Linked DNA regions of Homo sapiens: region 1 is linked to region 2. A link is a loop called in an ENCODE intact Hi-C map of the cell type or tissue named here. Cell type or tissue: heart left ventricle. All regions are shown on one strand. Each heading gives the region's core, and the rest is flanking DNA. Links, peaks and the distances in the headings are about the cores only.

What was found. Peaks named below come from ENCODE experiments on the same cell type or tissue, not always from the same donor. Only the 100,000 strongest peaks of a DNase experiment are listed, where the experiment ranks them.
Region 1: it touches region 2 in a loop (3-fold over the local background); 16 of 110 quality-filtered maps call a loop at or near these places.

The regions. Positions count from the first base shown.
Region 1 is chr6:110,877,869-110,880,680 of GRCh38, forward strand. The region is part of intron 1 of AMD1 (adenosylmethionine decarboxylase 1); the gene reads left to right. Among named protein-coding and RNA genes, the nearest start is that of AMD1, 4.5 kb to the left of the region's middle. In heart left ventricle, for the core only: a CTCF peak has its summit at 1,461 (motif pointing left); no DNase peak of the experiment used is centred there; H3K4me3 peaks cover 1,810 bases.
Region 2 is chr6:110,541,249-110,544,060 of GRCh38, forward strand. It overlaps LOC105377940 (a long non-coding RNA gene), which reads right to left. Exons shown (of 7, transcript XR_007059703.1): 4 at 2,302-2,419; 5 at 940-1,443. Among named protein-coding and RNA genes, the nearest start is that of SLC22A16, 66 kb to the left of the region's middle. In heart left ventricle, for the core only: no CTCF peak of the experiment used is centred there; DNase peaks (open chromatin) are centred at 592 and 1,343; H3K27ac peaks cover 2,462 bases.

The sequences.
Region 1 (2,812 bases), core at 169-2,668, 340 kb after region 2:
TGTTTATAAAGCATAATAAACATAGGGACATAAAAACGATTAAGAGAATGAAAGGCTTAAATGTCCAAAGAGAGCATTAGTATTGATGCTAAAGACAAGGATAACAAGATAAGGATATGAGGGAGAAAAAAATCCTGGAAAAATAGCTTTCCAAAACTAATGCAAGAAGAAATGGAGAACCCAAAACAGTCCTAGAACACCTAAATAACTTGAATCAGTCAATCATCTAGGCCCAGATGATTTCACTGGAGTGTTCTGTATAATTCAAGGGAGAAAATATCCAACTTTTTTCACGCATTCTTCTGGGAAACAACATACTTCCCTCGGTTTTCTCATCCCAAAGTCTGAAATATTTTTTTCTCCTACACGATATTTACCTTTCATATTTAGATCTGCAATCCATCTGGAATTGATTTTGTGTGTGGTGTGAGGGAATACACTTTAAACAAACTTGGCTCATCAGTCCAAGCTTTAATGCTTGGAATCTTTTCTGAATGTACACCTTTTTACTAAACACTGCTTCCCTCTTGTAGACCATTTAAGATATTTTATCTTAAGTGAACAAATTATGTAATACTGAGAAATTTAACAAAGAAAAATCTTTTATGATATAGCTTGGGTTAAACAATACTGTTGGAGAAAAGCAGCAGTCCAGGTATATCCAGATGAATAAAGGACAATTAAGGGAGAGGCGGTTTCTTAGGGGTAACCTGCAGTTTTCTCTGATTTTTCAGATTTTACGGATGTTGAATAAAAATCAGTGACCATTTAAAAAATGGTTTAGTTGTTGGATCAAAGTGCTGTAACAAACAAAAGCTTTTTATAAGACATGGCAGCTTTAGGGAGGGTGAGAGTAGTAAGAAGGAAATCTGTTAGAAAATAGAAAATTTTGCTGAGAAAAGAATGATTTTTCAGGACTGGAAATCCTATTACTGTGCTTTACTCAGATTTTATAAACTAAAACATAATTTTTAGTAAAGGATTGGGGCAGTTGTAAAGATAGTCATACCTCAGCTTAACTTTCCCCAAACTCATGACTTATTTGACTACATCATTATGCAGCATTATTGCAATATCAATAATTTACATTGAAGGAATTTACAACCCGTTGCCAAAAAACCTTTTAGTGTAATGTTTCAGAGTAGAAATGCTTCCTGCTAAAGAATAAAGCTTCTCGTTACATTCCTCCCAGCAGTTTCAAAAAGGTTTCATGGCTGGGCTTGGTGGCTCATGTCTAATCCCAGCACTCTGAGAGACCAAGGAGTTTGAGAGCCCAGTCTGGGCAACATAGTGAAATCCTGACTCTACAAAAAAAATTGAAAAATTATCTGTGCGTGCTGGTCCATCCTGGTGCGTGTCTGCATCCCAGCCACTCGGGAAGCTGAGGTGGGAGGATTTTTTTGAGCCATTGGGGGATCGAGGCTGCAGCGAAATGAGATTGCACCAGTGCGCTCCATCTGGTGGCAGAGTGAAACCCTCTCAACAACAACGAAAATATTTCAACTGTTGTTTACAAACCATGTATCTTTAAGAAGCACATGTTGAAAGTAGCAGAAAACTGAGAGGAGTATCCCGATTTGGGGTAAAAATTTGAGATAGAGAAACAATAATGTGATGATAATAGGTTCATATCTTTGAACAAAAGGGAGGAGGCTTATTTCTCAGGTTATCTGAATTCACTGCCGCAGGAAGGCACCCTCAGAATCTAACTTCTGGTCAGTCTAGCTTTACTCAAGAATGATCTGGTTTTAGGATGCCTTTTACCTAAAGACTGCTTACTACCTGGGGTAGAGGCACCCTGATGAATGTACTGTAATGAGAGCCTCTAAAACAGACCTAAAAATATGAGGTAAGAGCAGAATTGAGAAGCTGCAGTGACTTTGGATAAATTACCTGAACTCTGAAACCAGCTGGTTTTACATTAGGAAGTAATGAGTAATCTAATGACCTGGAAGCTTTTCAAATAAAAATTTGCAGGCATCATCCTCAGAAAGTGTCTGACCTAACTGGGTATGGGAATAGCATCTATGTATTGAGTTTTCAGGTGATTAGAGCATAACCCTGCACTAATGGGATCCTTCTGTATTTAAGTTCTTGGTCTTTTTTTTTTTTGGACAGTCTCAGTCACCCAGGTTCGAGTGCAGTGGTGCCATCTCAGCTCACTGCAACCTCCGCCTCCCAGGTTCAAATGATTCTCCTGCCTCAGCCTCCCTAATAGTGGGTACTACAGGTATGCACCACGATGCCTGGCTAATTTTTGTATTTTTAGTAAAAGACAGGGTTTCGCCATGTTGGCTAGGCTGGTCTTGAACTCCTGACTTCAAGTGATTGAGCCATCGCCCCTGGTCCCTTTGTCCATTTTTTAATCACTTTTTGTTGAGTTGTGTGTAGGTGTGTCTTTTGCTTTGGATATTGACCCCTTATGAGGTGACTTGCAAGTATTTTATTCTGTAGGTTGTCTTTTCACTCGTTTCTTTTGATGTATAGAAATGTTTACATTTTAGGTTTTCAAGTTCCATTTGTCTGTTTTTGATTTTATTGTATGTCATATCCAAGAAATCATTGCCAAATGTAATGCCCTGAAGCATTTACCCTATGTATTCTTCTAGGAGTTTTATTCGCTGTTAATGTTTAGGTTGTTGATCCATTTTGAGTTAATTTTTGTTTATGATGTAAGGTAAAAGTCCAACTTAATTTTGTTTGCATGTGGACATCCATTTTTTCCCAGCACTATTTGTGGAAGCGATGTTTTTCCCTGTTATGTAGGCTTGGGACTCTTGTTCAAGATAGTTGAGCTCAGTCATTTACTTCT
Region 2 (2,812 bases), core at 309-2,808:
CTATGTTAAGGAAAATAATGAATAAAGAACACTGTAAAAATATTTAGTGTCTGCATAAATGCACATGTCATGGTTTTAAAGTTTCTGTCCCATACTCTTTGACAATGGAGTGATCAAGCACGTGGGCCCTCAGCTACTTACTGTGTGACCTTGGGCAAACTATGTACCCTTCTGTTCCTCAATTTCCTCGTCTGTAAAGTGGATATAATAATAACATTTACTTCACAGGATTGTTGGGAGGTTTAAATGAAGTAATATATGTAAAGCTGTTAGGACAGGGCCTAGAGAGAGTAAGCACTCCACATGTTAGGTATTTGTATTAATATTTGAGAATGTCAATACGCAGACCCTTCTGTGCCCAGACCCCTCTCGAGTCCCCTACAATCTCTGCCAGTCTCCTTCCTTAGAATGTTCACCTTCCTCACAAACTGTGTGGCTTCTAAACATTGTGTGCCTCCTAAGGGGCACCTGGGCATGGTGCCACCACCAAGCCATGCTGATAGCCCATCACTGGCCACGCAGGACACAGGCCCACTCTTCTATCATCAATGCTGAACAGAAAGGCTGAAAGCCAAAACAAGTAAACTGGCCTCCACACAACCGATCCAAACAGCCTGGGGCCTGGCAGTGCCAGGGGAAGAGCTTGAAAGGAAAAACAACCAAAAACAACACACAAGCTTATCTTTGTCATGGCTGACCCAGCTCACAGCCAGGCACGGAAACAGAGTGGCTTTATAAGAAAATGCCTTTCTTTCCACGCAGTAATTGAATCCAGTTGTGGCTTGAGGTTATACATTAGTGGGGTTTTAAAAAGGTTTGTCTCTTAGACAATTCTGCTCCAGCTGAGCAATCTTATATTTCTGTTAAATTCCTGTGAAGCAGCGTGCTAAATCATCCATCATATCATATAATCCTTTGGGATCTGACTCTCACACTCACCCAACAGATAAGCCAGGAATCCTTTAGGCTCTTTAAAAGCTAAACCTCTTGAGTGGAGTCCAGGACAACCCCTCTGGATACAGAATTCTGCTTTGCAGTAAATAGCATTTGGGGCAGTTCTAGGGCCGCTGAATTTTCAGAAGGCTTCAGGTTGACTTTAGCACCATTCCTCTTCAAGAGGGCTCTCTCTCCTTGTCCAATCAATACTCTTCTGGCGACCCCCTAAGGGGGAAGAGCTCAGCGGTGGCTAGGACAGGATGTTTCAGAGTCAGATTGGGTTGCATCTTGTCCCATGGCTATCACTGCCGGCTGACAGCACACTTCACTGCTAATGAAATGAAACAGTCCCTCTTCTAGCAACTGCCACCCACATCAGGACAGCAAGTCTTACACCACCAGTTGGAGTCCTGCCCTGGAGCCCTCAGGGGCACAGATTCAAAGGCCGTCGCCAGAAGCTCTTCACTAAAGCAGGCTTTTTACGAAGTTTTAATGACTTTGGTCATCCTGCAATGATAAAAAGATCCACATGGGCACTAGAGTGGGATATGGGTTGAATTAAGAAGAGTGAAGTGTCTTTTGTAGACATGAGTACGCACTCTGTGCACTGGACTCTGGTTGTGTGAAAGCTACAAAGAGTGTGCAGTCTCTCCTGTCCTCGGCACCTTATGTGCCTCTGTCCTCCAGCTTCTCCCTGGTTTCAAAACACTTTCACTCAGGGTGCTGGGCGGAAAGGAAATGGCACATATAGACACTTGGGAGAGTTTAGTAAAGACGCTATTTGCAAAGGTGTGAGCAGGGTATGGGGTTGGGGGCTGGGGGGAGGGCTCCACCCCTGGCCTGAGGGTGAAGGGAACAGGCACTAGATCCAGAGACAGCAGAGTGGGAACTAACAGGAATCGTGACACAGCCGACAGGGTGACCCCACAGCGAGGTGCAGGGGAATCCAGCCCCTGCAGCTTCAACCTCTGCTCTCCTGGGGGGGGCTCCCTAGCCACAGCCCACCAGAAGCCAGAGGGCAATGGGGCCTGTGGATGGCGCCATACGAGTCAGCCTCTGCCCTGCTCATGCCAGCTCTCCCCTGGCACTGCCAGGCCCCAAGCTGTCTGGTTTGGTTATAGGGGAACCAGTTTGCTTGTTTTGGCTTTGGGCCATTTTGCCCAGGGCATGAGCAGAGCAGAGGCTGGATCTGGAAGAGCCAGTGGGAGGCACGCAGCATACACACCACACCTGGAGACGTCTAGAACTCAGGGACTAGGTTTTACTCATCTTTATATTCTAGAGCCTGGTGCATAATGGCACATGATGTATTTTTTTCAGAACAAATGTTAGAAAGAAAGAATGAATGAAAGCGTACATACATACGTGGACATGTAGCAGCACCAGGTGGCAGGTGAGGAAGTTCCAGAGGCGATACTATTGCACAGGAAGGAAACTGTCACGGGAGAGAGAACTCTGTGGCCTGGAGCAAGTGGAAGTGGCTCTATGGGGGAAGAAGGAAAGTTCGTTCTTAAAGGAGTGTGTGGTAGGTCAGCAGAGAGGGCATTCCAGGTGGAGGAAGCAGGAGCATGGAGGCAGGAGTGGGTGCCGTGTGTCCAGGAAACAACAGTGCAGTGTGGTCAGAGTGGGAGGTTCATGCAGAGACCAGGAGGTATTAGGGGGAGCAGAATACAGAAGGGTCTGGGTGGTGGCCAAGGAGTCCAGGATGTCCCCTGAATATGGTGGGCAAGCACTGGGACCCAGGCAACGGAGCAGCTGAGGGCAGGCCAGGAGGTACAAAGACCAGAGGTTCCAGATAAGGACTCTTGGGCAAGCCAGCTCGAGAAAGAAGGGCAGAGGTGCATGAAGTGAGAAAGAAGCAAAGGACTCAGTGCCT